Regions from separate parts of the Homo sapiens genome. Here all the other regions are linked to region 1. A link is a contact called in ENCODE Hi-C or POLR2A ChIA-PET data. All regions are on one chromosome and are shown on one strand. Each heading gives the region's core, a stretch centred on a gene start or an enhancer-like site at or near the end of the contact. The rest is flanking DNA. Distances are from core to core; before and after follow the strand shown. Region 1 has its middle 230 kb from the start of LINC02227. Region 2 has its middle 140 kb from the start of LINC02227. Region 3 has its middle 89 kb from the start of LINC02227. Region 4 has its middle 42 kb from the start of LINC02227.

What was found. A loop is a pair of places that touch in the nucleus more often than their neighbours do. ChIA-PET counts read pairs that join two places held with the same protein, here RNA polymerase II (POLR2A). Pooled maps may share reads with other maps.
Region 2: a map of heart right ventricle shows a loop between it and region 1 (2.2-fold over the local background). The contact joins two enhancer-like sites. A Hi-C loop is called at or near these places in 1 of 168 maps with a recorded cell type or tissue (heart right ventricle), 5 of 37 single-sample maps with no recorded cell type and 3 of 50 pooled maps.
Region 3: a map of Ramos shows a loop between it and region 1 (2.2-fold over the local background). The contact joins two enhancer-like sites. A Hi-C loop is called at or near these places in 3 of 168 maps with a recorded cell type or tissue (Ramos, Right ventricle myocardium inferior and heart left ventricle) and 6 of 50 pooled maps.
Region 4: a loop to region 1 is called in a map of left cardiac atrium, with 2.2 times the contacts of the local background. The contact joins two enhancer-like sites. A Hi-C loop is called at or near these places in 2 of 168 maps with a recorded cell type or tissue (left cardiac atrium and sigmoid colon) and 1 of 50 pooled maps. POLR2A ChIA-PET finds 5 or more read pairs at or near these places in 3 of 52 experiments (HEK293T, PC-3 and WTC11).

Annotation. Positions count from the first base shown.
Region 1 is chr5:158,173,646-158,176,774 of GRCh38, forward strand. No RefSeq gene overlaps it. Among named protein-coding and RNA genes, the nearest start is that of LINC02227, 230 kb to the right of the region's middle. Within about 2 kb of position 1,451, at least 6 of the 41 ENCODE cell types and tissues checked have a DNase peak (open chromatin) inside an H3K27ac peak, as active enhancers do; they include heart right ventricle, where a contact is called at or near this core.
Region 2 is chr5:158,551,943-158,555,071 of GRCh38, forward strand. No RefSeq gene overlaps it. Among named protein-coding and RNA genes, the nearest start is that of LINC02227, 140 kb to the left of the region's middle. Within about 2 kb of position 1,565, at least 7 of the 41 ENCODE cell types and tissues checked have a DNase peak (open chromatin) inside an H3K27ac peak, as active enhancers do; they include heart right ventricle, where a contact is called at or near this core.
Region 3 is chr5:158,497,523-158,500,651 of GRCh38, forward strand. No RefSeq gene overlaps it. Among named protein-coding and RNA genes, the nearest start is that of LINC02227, 89 kb to the left of the region's middle. Within about 2 kb of position 1,634, at least 2 of the 41 ENCODE cell types and tissues checked have a DNase peak (open chromatin) inside an H3K27ac peak, as active enhancers do.
Region 4 is chr5:158,450,251-158,453,379 of GRCh38, forward strand. No RefSeq gene overlaps it. Among named protein-coding and RNA genes, the nearest start is that of LINC02227, 42 kb to the left of the region's middle. Within about 2 kb of position 1,566, at least 4 of the 41 ENCODE cell types and tissues checked have a DNase peak (open chromatin) inside an H3K27ac peak, as active enhancers do.

The DNA of each region.
Region 1 (3,129 bases), core at 201-2,700:
GAGTTGACCACCAACTCCAACCAGGACCTTCAACGTTTAGCTTCGCTCTCTTCACATGCTTCCTTCTTGGGTCTGTAGGATGAGGGACTTGGGGAATCTCGCATGGGCAATACAAGAATTTCTGTCTTCATTTGATGTTACCAGGAGCAACTGGAGATCTTGGGAAAAAGCAAATAGGTCAGGAGATATGAAGTTAGGGTCTAGTCTTGGTATTGCCACAAAGGAGCTGAGGGATCATAGGCAAGACACAAGCTCTCTGGACCTCAGTTTTCCTCATCTGTAAAATGAAGGGCTTGAGAGGACTACACAATGGCCCTGGGCCTTCTTTCAGAAGTGTGGCCTTGGGATGTTTTTGGTATGTTGAGATATATAGTGCTGATAGATGTTCCCTGCTCCTGAGAGGCAGGGTCTATGTTGTGCACATGCCCTACTCCAGCAAGGGCAAGCATGGGACCATCCCGCTGCCCCTCCATACTCCCATGCCTGTAGCAGACATTGACAGTCATTCACAGCACTCTTTTCTGCCCCATATGGATTTGATCTTAGAATCCTTCTCACTCTCTTTGGCAAGGGGTCTGAGCAGCCACCACCAACTGATCAGAGTTTGCAAGAGAAAAGAAAACCATCTGCCATCTGTTATGGGCTGAATTGTGTTCTTCCAGAAGTTGATGTTGAAGTCATAAACCCCCACTATCTCAGAATGCGGGCATATTTGGAGATAGGGTCTTTACAGAAGGAAAGACGAAACCGTGATAGAAAAAGGAAAGAGAAAGAAAGATTGCCACTTAACTCCAGATGGAGCCTAAGCCATCCTCTAGACTGCTTTGGGAAATTCTATTTTGTTTTGCTTTGGAAAAAATCACCTGAAGGCTGGGCGCGGTGGCTCACGCCTGTAATCCCAGCACTTTGGGAGGCTGAGGCGGGCGGATCACAAGGTCAGGAGATCGAGACCATCCTGGCTAACACGGTGAAACCCCATCTGTACTAAAAAAATACAAAAAACTTAGCCATGTGTGTGGCGGGTGCCTGTAGTCCCAGCTACTTGGGAGGCTGAGGCAGGAGAATGGCGTGAACCTGGGAGGCGGAGCTTGTGGTGAGCCGAGATGGTGCCACTGCACTCCAGCCTGGGCGACAAAGCGAGACTCCGTCTCAAAAAAAAAAAAAAAAAAAAAAAAAAGTCACCTTAAGTCCCAAGCATCAGACGCAGACTGTTGGCTCACCTAGAACGTTCTAGCTTTTTCTAGGAACTAAGGCCACAGATGGAAACAAAATCAGGCACTGGAGAAATAGGGGTGATTGGAAGACACTTAAATCTTCAACAAGGCTAAAGGGTTAAATCACATTTTTTCAGACCTGTTGGGGTTTGACTGGCTGAGACTTAAAAAGAGAAGCTGGGAACCAGGGAGCCTGCAGCTGGGAAAGTTTTTCTTCTCGCCTCTCAGCTAAGGGTCTGGCATTTCACCTGCTAGATGGCGCTGTCCTCTAAGGAAAGGCACCAGCTCAGCTTGAATGGGGGCTCAGTCAAGGAAACAGGGAACAACTAAAGTTGAAAAGAATTGATGGGCGGGAGTAGAGGGGATGGAGGCAGCCCTTTCCCCAGCAGCAACATCTCCTTCTGTGGTAGTGGCTCTTGTTCTCTTTATAGCTTTTATTTTGCAGTGTGGGAGTTTTGTATACTTCATCTGAAAAGTTACAGGGCCTTTGCTCTGAAGGAAAGTGAATAAGAAAATGAGCATGTGTGTGTGTGTGCGCACGTGTGTGTTTTGTGTATTATTGTCAGGAGGCAGGGATGGTCATGGAGGTCCCACCCCAAGGCTGCAACCTACAAATGACACGTCTCAGCCCTGGTCTTTGGCCTTGACTTACACCAGATCAGTGGGAAAAAGAAACAGTAAGTCCTTTCTCTATCCTGCCTGTAGAACCAGATGCCTGGGACTCTTGGTGGCTTTGCTCTGAAACCTTCTAGCTCAGCTCCATTTAGGGGCAAACTGCATGTAGGCACTGAGACCTCCGTTTCCGTGCAATTTTATTGTTAGACTGACAGGCTGGCTCCTGGTCTGCATGTGAAATCAGGGACACAGCCTGCAACTACTCCCACTCTATCAGCAGCCAGAAAGAAGGAAAACAAAGATAAGGGGAGGGGTGATGGGGGGATGGAAACCAGGAGGGGACCCATGAGGGAGGGGAGGGAGGAGCAGAGAGAGGAGACAAGGGACAAAGAACAGAGGTGAAAGATGAAGGGTGTGGGGAAGGGAGAGTGGGGCAAGGATGACCAGGTGTCCAGAAAGGAAGAAAAGGGCAATGGGGAGAGGCCACTGGGAAGCAGAGAGGCCGGCAGGCTGGCAGAAGTGGGAAGAAGACACAAGTGAAGGGAGGGGAGGGAGGCTTCCTTAAGCAAACAGGAAGACAGGAGGAAGGGAAGTCTAGTAATTAGGGAAAAGCTGACCAAAACCCAGAAAGGAGGAGAAGACTACTACAGTAAGGAAGCTGCAGAAAAGCCAGGCAGGAGATAGAGACAAGGAAGCTTTGAGGCAGGAGGCTCTGGAAACAAGGGAGGCAGAGAGCAGAGCTGAGCTAAGAAAGGAAAAAATCCAGGAGAGGGAACCAGGAAAACAACACAAATGAGAGTGAAGGAACAGGGAAAGAGCCATTAAAAGAATGCTTACCTTATAGTCGTAAAAACTGGAATGTGTGTGTTTTGGCCTGCGGCCATTGTCCAGGAAACACAGTGTGGCTTTTAAGCAAGTTGTGGAGTGGCGGCATCCACATGTTAGTAGCTCGCCCTGGTCTGCTGCTTTGCAATGCAGCTGTGCGGAGCTGCCCTCTTGTTGGCTGGCAGCCTGGTGCTGGGGACATCTGATGGGGTCTGCTGTTTGGACAGAGGGGCATGCCTGCTCCATTTATGGTGCTCCAAGTTCAGGCATCAACATCTTTTCCAGGACAAGAGTTGAGATGTGGTCCCTTTGAGGATGTTTCTCGGAGGGACTGTGGTTGAGGTTCTCAGAGGGCAGAGGGGGAGACATGGTTAAAGGCCATAGAGGGTGGAGATTTAGGGAACGGCCTCTGGAGTCTGATGGCCACCATTCAGTTCCTCGTTTTATCAATTCACTGCATAAACTAGCTCATGTC
Region 2 (3,129 bases), core at 315-2,814, 380 kb after region 1:
TTTGCTGACTTCTAATCTACTTTGTTCAGGACAGGGATCACATTGACCCCTTCTATACAAGCAGTGCCCACTACAGTGTGGAGTTAGTGAGGGCCCAATAAGCATGGAGTGGTTGGGTGAGTGGTTGACCCGTGGGTTGGAGAGGAGAATCAGGAGGGCTCATGCCCTCTCTTCCTTGTACAGAGATCCCTTAGAACACATGCAGCACACACACCTCAGATGCTGCCATCTCTTTAAGAGCTGATGTTGGGATTCTCCCTGATTCTTTCCCACTTCCTTCCCCAGTAGTTACTTGACCAGGAACACGTGGATTACATTTCACTTAAAAACACAGAGGGAATTTCAAATTAGCAGGAAACATGTTTGGCAAAAACTAAAATACTTTGCAAACCATCTGGGATGTTCTCTTGTTAGTACTGGAGCTGAGTGCCACTGTCCTCCATGGAGAAATGATTTTTTACAAAATCCACATTAGTTCCAAGACAAAAGGACTCTGCACACTTAAGCAAGACCAACGGGAGTGAATAATGTTGGCCTCACTATGTCTTGAGAAAGGAATTGGCAAGCAATTGTATGTAAAACGAAGGTGGGAGTTCAAGGACATTTTGGAGAGACTCACAGCAAGAACTATTGCATAAGGCGGCCATGTACCATTTCCAAATTATATAATAGTTACCATTACTGAGTATTTCCCATGTTCTAGCACAAGCACCTTACACCTTTACCACAAGTAATCCTCCCAACAACCACATGAAATAGGTCCTATTATTGTCCACATTCCAATTAAAGGAAACTAACAATTAGCTTAAATAATTTTCCCCCAGGCCACACAGCTGGTAAGTGTTAGAGGCAGGGCTCAAACCCAGATCCAGGACTAGCTAACTCCGGGCTCTGTGCCTCCTACCATTATTCTACACTGGACTCCCCATAAGTTTCCCTGTGGCATTAGTTATGTTTCCCATGCCCTTTGAGTACAGCAGTGCTGGGCATACGGTAAGCATGCAATAATTACTTATTTCCTCATTCATGTATTTAAAAATATGTATCAAAACTTACTATATGCTAGGCACCATGACAGGTGATAGGGATTCAATGGTGATGTAAGACTGGTGGACTTAAATTAATTTTTTAAAGGCATCATGGGATTTTGTATCGGCTATCTCTGTATCTAGAAGATGTCAGACTCATGGAAGTTTTGTCCATTTTATTCCCTTTGCTTATCCATTCTTTCTTGTTTACAGAAAGACTTAATTTTCTGTCTCATATCTCTGTCCTTCTTGCCCCACTATTTTTCCCCCTTCTCCAAAAATCCCAGCCCCAAAAACAGTCTACATATTGTGAAAAAGATTTCTCAAACCACAAGGGTGATGTAACTTTAGGCCTGTGTTTTCTCTCTCACACACACAAAATATTGGATATGAGTGAGATTTTAAAAAATTGGTTTTTAAATGTGATGAAAAGAGTGTCCTTTTCACCAGAACAAAACAACCCTTAATGCTGAAGCCTCCTTCCCGATATGGTTGGCTTCCAAATATGAAGAAATCTGTGCATTGGGCCACAGGCTCCAGACAAAGTCTGAGGACAAAGGAAACCTGTGGACTGGAAAGATCATCGATGTTTAGAATGAACTGGAGGCTCCCTCCAGGTTTTGGAGACTGTGGTTAAAGACATGGCCTATATTTCAATGGGCAGCAGCCCAGCAAGGCTCGTTTGTAATCCAGCTGATACGACAGGGTTTTTGCCATGGGAAGTGTTTGCATTTGAGCATTTCTCAGCCAGTCACTAGCCATCAATTACTTAGGAGTCAGATCTTGGCCAGAGGCCCCCGTTCCACAAAGTATGTCATTCTGTATTCACAGAAATGGAGTTTACAGTCCTGCCGCTAAATTAAAACTGGTGCTTCCAAATTAAAAGCAGACAGGACAGATGTGCAGGGAAGAAACGGAGACTCACATCTTTTGTGAATCAGCTAATCCTTGTGCCAGAACTTGAAATCAGCTTTTCCTGTAGAGGCCTCGACTACACCACACCTATGTAAGCTGCATTAAATGAGGTGGAATTAACATTTTACCAGATATTTCCTCTGCTCTGCCATCTGGACAAGGATAAAGAGCTCGGTGAAGCCCAGAATCCCAAAAACTGTGCAACATGAGAACATGGGGCCAGCACCTGAGGGTGGCCACATCTAGCCTGTCCCCTCATTGAGCAATATGAAGTCATGTAGGACACCAGAGGGTGGATGAAAAGCATGTGAACCAAGTATGCTGCTTCTAACGATTAACGGTTCAAGCACAATCTCAAAACTCCAGTGTCTGCACTCCTCTAGGGAAAATGATAAAAAATACGATTTTCACTATTCTGCCTGCTCCGTTAATCACCTCATGATATAAATATTAGCTTTATTTTATAGGGCATTTATGATATTAAATTTGAAAACCTCAAATATGATCTGGCAAATTCATGCTTAAAAACCTTCAGTGGCTTCTCATAGCCCTCACGATTAAGAGCAGCTTCCTTGATTGGGTCACTAAAGCCTGCAGGGTCTGGTTTCCACCTCATGTAACACTACTTCTCTCCTCTACTCTGTGCTGCAGACACATTGACTTTCTTTCCATTTCTCCTGCACACCATATTCTCTTCCACTTCAAGTTGTTCCTTCTGCTGCAAAGCTTTTCCAGCCATCCTCTTTTATAACCTCATTATTAAGAAAAAAATTCACATACACACAATTCACCCACTTAAAGTGGACTATTCAGTGGTTTCAAGCATATTCATAGAGTGGTGCAAGCATCATTACATCTATTTCAAAACGTTTTTATCACCCTTTAAAAAACCCTTTTACCTATAAGCTTTCACTTTCCATTTTCCCTCAACCCTAGGAAATCATTAATCTACTTTGCATCTCTCTTCTGTCTCCTATTGCAGACATTCAAACAAATAGGATTATCCAATATGTCGTATTTTGTTTATGACTTCTTTTACTTATCATAATGTTTTCAAGGTTCATCCATGTTGTACCGTGGATCAGTGTTTTTTTCTTAGTCATCACGTAATATCCTATTGTATGGATATACCACATTTAGTTTATCCATTCACAAGTTGATGGACATTTGAGTTACTTTCATTTTT
Region 3 (3,129 bases), core at 384-2,883, 320 kb after region 1:
AAAGAAAGCTACTTTCCATACTTTCTTTAATCTCTCTCCTCACATCAACCTGAAGCAGAGCGGAGGTACCCCTGGGATTCTTGCTCATCAGCCCTGCCTCCTACAAAAGGGAGATTTTTGCCTAGACAGCTCCAAAGAGTCTCGATTCAAAGGTAAAACAATTAGTACACATTAATCATCACAAGGATGGTACTAAAAGCATAATCCTCTTAGAACTGGAACAAATTAAATCCAAAGTAGCAACATAAAATCAAGCAGAAAAAACCACCAAGTGAAGGAAGCTGAGAGGACCCTGCTCTGATGCTCCAATTCCCATTGCCTAAGAGGGTGCCCAAGCATCCCTCATCTTTGGTCTTTTCACAAAAACTACACTGCCTTCTTCAGCTGCCTGTAAAACTCAAAAGCTCTTTGTGCTGGGGCCATGTAACCACCTCCTCAGAAATCGTGAAGTTCTGTGAACACCTACGAGTTGGAATTCCACAGGATGGGATCTGATTGATTTTCTAAAAGTGGACAGTTGCTCACAGAACCTGGAATAAACCCACCAAGGACTTGTATGGGAGGAGAAAAAAAAAAACAAAAAACCTTCTTTTTCTGCAAAGGAGAATCTGCTTAAACTTCTAAATGAGGCCTGGACTACGTTTGATTTTGACAAGGAATGGGTGCTCCCTTCGTACCCCACCTGATGACCCCTGCCTCCTTTTGTTAGTGTTTTTCTGAGCTTCAGTCTGTGAGGCTGGGAAGAAAAGCCACGTAATGAAATAAGTAGTGCTGCCAACACCCTCTGTAACAACTGCCAGGCATGTGGGATGGGCCCATCAATAAGAAAGATACAATATTATCTTGAGGCCAATGATGAATGTTTGAAATCCAGGAAGGACAAAGGTATCCTTCTCACTTTGTCTTGGGGTGTCTTTCAAGAGACTCTGGATGTTCTCTTGATTTCTTTCCCTCCTTCCTTTTCACATTTTCCCAGGTTCCCAGCTATATACTATAGTTTTCCTTGTTCTAGAAACAGTCTCATTTCAAGTATACACCTTTCTTCGTGGAAATAACCAGGCTCTTTTTCTCTGAATCTTCAGGGTGTCAGAGTAACAATGGGGCACCAACAAACTCATGAACTTCTCTCTTGTTCTCACATAGCCTAACTGATGCACTGTTATGTGAGAAGACCTCCTTCCCACCAGAAGTGAGAGAGGGAGGGTCAGAGGAAATTAAGAGAACACAGAGCCCATCTTGCCACCAAAGGAACATGGAACTTGCTATGTTATTTGCACACTAAAAGAGAATTATAAAAGATAGGACCATGCTTAAAACAAGGAATTACTGGTGGACTTTCATGTCAGTGTGGGAAATATTGGAGATAAATGTATCTTCCCAGAACCCATACATCCTGCTTATAAAATTGGAACCTCTTCAGATATAATCAGATTCCTTACTATGAGAGTAACCCAATTTACAAATCCAGTTCCTGTAATTTATGTTGAAGCTATTAATATTTACTTGCCCAGAATTTTTAACTATCCATTTTTTTTCTCATCTTTCTCCACTTTCCTCCTCTCAGTATACAACCACTGGAAACGAATTACATAATGCTAGGAAAAAGGCCAAGGAGTCATTGGCCTGAGTTGAGACTCATCCTTGCAAACACCCCAGAGTTCTCCTATCTCAGTGCTGTTTGTCTGTAGGATGGATTAGGGAGGTGTTCGTTTATCCACCCACGGCAGAGTGCAGGTTATGTGATTGTGAACCTTGTGACATTTCCAAGATGGAACATATTCAGCTTTTGATGAGATTATTAGCTTTCCCCTTGTCCGAGTCTAACAAATGAAAACCAGATTTGCATGTATAAATAACAATCAAGCGCTGAAATGATTTACTTAGTAAAGTTACTGTTTTGGAAACTAAATCGATGTGTCATGTCAAGATCTGATCTGCCCTCCACTCACATGGCAAAGGAGACTTCTCCAGGGTCTACTAGAAAAAAAAAGTTGGAATCCTATTAATAGTTTACTCTTGTCACGTGAGAATTACAGTGGAGTTTAGCTATGAGAATAAAAGCTCAAAATAATGTTTCTGAAAACATCCTGATAGTAGCATGTGCTATTTCTTATTGTATTCAAGACACACATGAATAACTCTCCCCCAGAAGGAAAGGAAACAAAGCAAAGGGCAACATATTTTCCCACTGTGTAAATTTCCTTCCTTAAGTAGAAATAGTTAGAATTGGAAGGCAAATCCTATGGTCATTACATTTCAGAATGCGGACATGATGACAGCTTCAAAGGTGTGTCGGGCTACACTTGTGCGTGCTCTTTTTAAAAAAGACAATAGGCATTGAAAATTAAGCACTGCATCAAAGCCTTCCAATTCTATTGAGACGAGTCTATAAAAAACTAAGGGATGCAGGGATATTTCTGTGTAAATTACGTGGAGGGTTCAGTGTATGGGAATCATGGTCTAGAATGCTCCAGAGACCACATACAATTCTGCGTCTGAGTGGTATTGTCAGAGATGATGACTACGGCTAGTATGGAATCATCTGCAGTTAATTCTAGTCACTGTCCTGGCATCAAATCAAGGCTTTTAGTTTGAATTAACTCTCTAAATGTTCAGAGACCTCACTGTAAAGCCACTAAATATAAAATGAACTGGAATAGTTGATAGTACTGAACTGGAGCCCGTTTAGAGTCCAAAGACCAGAGGGCAGAGTAAAATGGGAAAAGATCAATCATTTAGACCAAATCCCAGTTCTTTTCTTTACCAGCTGAACGGCTTTGAGATAAATAGTCTAATTTTTTTAAGCCCCAGTTTCTTCATTTGCAAAATGGAAACAGTAATATCTAACTTGCAAGGGTATTGAGAACTTCAGAGAAACTGCAAGTGAAGTTCTGGGCACATTGTAGACACTCAATAACTAGTATTATTTTATTTACTTACTCAACTTATTTATTTATTATAGCATTCAATGCACCTCTCTATACTTAAAAGTCCTAACCTGGGGGCCTAAAGATATATGGGATCTAAATCCAAACCCCTCTACTGAAATTGTGTGCAAAGGCCTGGGCATAGGGACATTTTCTTGAAGATGAGTGTTCATAATTTTGTAATATTCTACAAGGGTCCATG
Region 4 (3,129 bases), core at 316-2,815, 280 kb after region 1:
GTAGGGATCTGACTTTGTTTGAATAGCTGGAATAAGGAGTTGTCTACTTGATCTGTCTTGGTGTGCCCCTCCCAAGAGCAATTAAACTCTTAGCATCAGAGAATGACTGGCCTGCAGAGGGCCTTTGTGCTATGTCCTCCAGTAGCTCACCTTACCAGTGGGGAAACAGAGGCCCAGGGAAGGAGAGGGACTTAGTATAAATGTCTCAGCTAGTTAGGTGTGGGACAAGGACTAGCTCCAATGTCTCCTGACTCTGTAGCCTAGCAAATTTTCTACTTATAAATAGGACTTACCAAAAAGACTTCCAGGAAATTCTTGCATCCTTACCCGCTGCCAAGTGAACCCTGAGCCCCTTCTCCCAAGAAAGATGTTTCCTTCCCAGCTGCTACCCACTCCCAACAGGATCAACTCTAATTCAACTCTATCAATGAGTGTAAGAGAATCATTGAATCTATGGACAGATTTCAGTTTTGAAGACAATATCACACTCAATAAAAAATGCCAAGGACTTTCCCCAGCTCTGCTATTCTGCAGTGTGGTTATTTATTATATACTCATATGTCATTGCGGTTTTTTCTTCGTATGTTTAAATTCTTTTTTTCCCCACCAGTAAACCACATTATTTCAGACCAGTGAGACATATCCACATGGACTAGTGAATATGACAAATTCAGTCATGTTTTCGAAGAAAAGCGTTTTCGTTATGTGAAAGTAACTCCATAAACCCAGTTAGGAGACTACATTTCTTATGAGAAGTCCTTAAAACATCTGCTTTAAGGAACATACATTCCACAAATGTTTTTGAGTGCCTGCTGTACACTGCTGTGATGATTGTTGGAATAACAAAGATGAAAACAGTTACTCCCCTCCCTGAAGAAGTTTATGGTGGAGTGGGGGTATAATAATTAGCTAATCAAGATGATAGTGTTTGTCAGACACCAGAGTCTCTAAGACAATTGATAAAATGAATCTTTTTCATGCAGCTTAAATATCTTACAATCTTCTGCCTCAGAATTTTCTTTATGCTTCTAATATTCTCAGCAAACCTTTTCATGGTGGAAAGTAAAAGGGCAAGCTCAGCCCAGCTCCAGTTCAAGGGATTGCAAATTCTGACTCAGTAAAGCAAGACTTGATGAGGTATTCCTTGCACACAGCAACCCCCCACTGAGCACATAACCTTTCTTGTACCAAATAATGAATCCACATGTATGCGCTGGTCTGATGAAGGCAGAATATCTTATTGTCCTAACCTCCGCAAAAGACACAAGGGTGTGTCTTCCATTGGCCCCATCTCTAAATCACCTCTAACCCAGAAGTCCCAGTCTGTCCCCGGGCAGAGGTCAGGGGAAAAGGGCTCCTGTTATCTGGCTTTGCTGATACGCCAAGCTAATGGCATGAAGCTCTCTTGGCCTTCCAGAATGGAAGAAACAGAACACCAATTTAAATCATGAAAAAAGTCAGTGAATCTATCATCATTAATCTTGCTGTCAGTTTTAATTTTGGGGACATTACCTCACTCAACACCAGTTGAAAAGAGCTGCCAAAGCCGATGATGTCATCATCACTAGCCGCGTCTGACCCTGCCTGCTGATTCTCAGAGCTTGGAGCAAGTTAATAAATCCCCTGGCGCTTGGACACACAGTGGAGTTTTATTACAATGAAGGTATAACCCATGATGTTGTTTCAATTAAATGGCCTGAGAAAATACTTTCTTGTGTTTAACAAAACTGTAAAACATAATTATCCTCATGCAGTTGAGTCTGTTCATTGTGCTGACATGATGATTATATATCCTCTTCCCCACCTCTCTCTCACACAAAGACAGATGCACATCTCAGAGAGGAGAGGAAGGAATTTCAAACATGGATCTAAAGACAGCTGAAGATTTTGCGTATGTATCTTTTCTAGGTTACCACCTCATTGGTTGCTGCATATCTGCATAACCACACTGAAGCATCCAGGCGCTTTCTGTGTGAAAGGCAGTTGAGAGAAGTTGGGGCTTGGCATCTGAGCAGAACCTTGACTCTCTTCAAAAGGGGGCTGACACACTGGAGAAACCCTGGAGACCAACAGCTGGCTTGCACAAAACTCGGACCTCATTGCTCTTCAAATATTTATGAATAATTTTCTTCAACGTGTTTGCTAACTGTTAAGAATATTAGTTTTTGCTGGTCTTCTTACTCATGGCCCATCTGAAGTCCCCTGGCCTGACCCTCCTGTGAAGTCATCCCGCTGAACGGGCGCCACCGGGTCGGGGCATTGCCATAGTGTCAGCCCACGGGGCCATAAACACAGGCTTTGCTGGATCCCTGCCCCTTCAACTGGGGGAGGCTGGGTGGTAAGATGAGAAGGCGCCTTCCTTCCAGCCCATTTTCTCCAAAGCAGCAAGTTTCGAGAACGTCACATTTGATACATGGCATAGAAGAGGAATATCCTCAAACACAACTTTCGGGTGATTATCTCCTATCCTAAGTGCCATCTGTATGGTATTATGCTTATGTGACTGCATGAATGTATATATGGACACACACACATATACACATTTTTAAGTTTTCAAGCAAAATGAGTATTAGTAAGTATGAGAAACCTGGCCCAAGTCCCCATGAGTCTCCTCCCTCTGACTTATTCCAAGTGACTCCTGCTAAACTCTTTTCCCCCCATCCCAGTGAGCTTCCCTAAATGGCTTTCATCAGTCATGCCAAATGGTACACTTGGCTTTGCACAGAGCACAAATGAGGATGCACGAAGCCCCTAAAGCTCATTTTCCATGCCCATCTCAAACAGGAAGTGATCCTAGATCTCCAAGGGTAAGTGAGCAGTACACAAATTCACTGTCCCTTTAGCCCTCCTAGGTGGAGGCCCTTTGAGATTCTTATGATTTCTTAATGGTCTAATATAAAGTGTATCCATGCACAAGATACATCGCCTGATGTAAGAATCCATAACTGCGTCCTGTTAACAGTTCCTGCTGTTTGTGGAGTATTGTCTTGACATACTCGTTAAACCTCAATAAATATGTTTTTAATAACCATATGGTATTTAACATATAATAACTGTCTTATTAGCTCTAAATTAAATCCTTGCTCATGACACTTAATTTAAAGTGTGACCAGCATTTCTCTGGCTAAG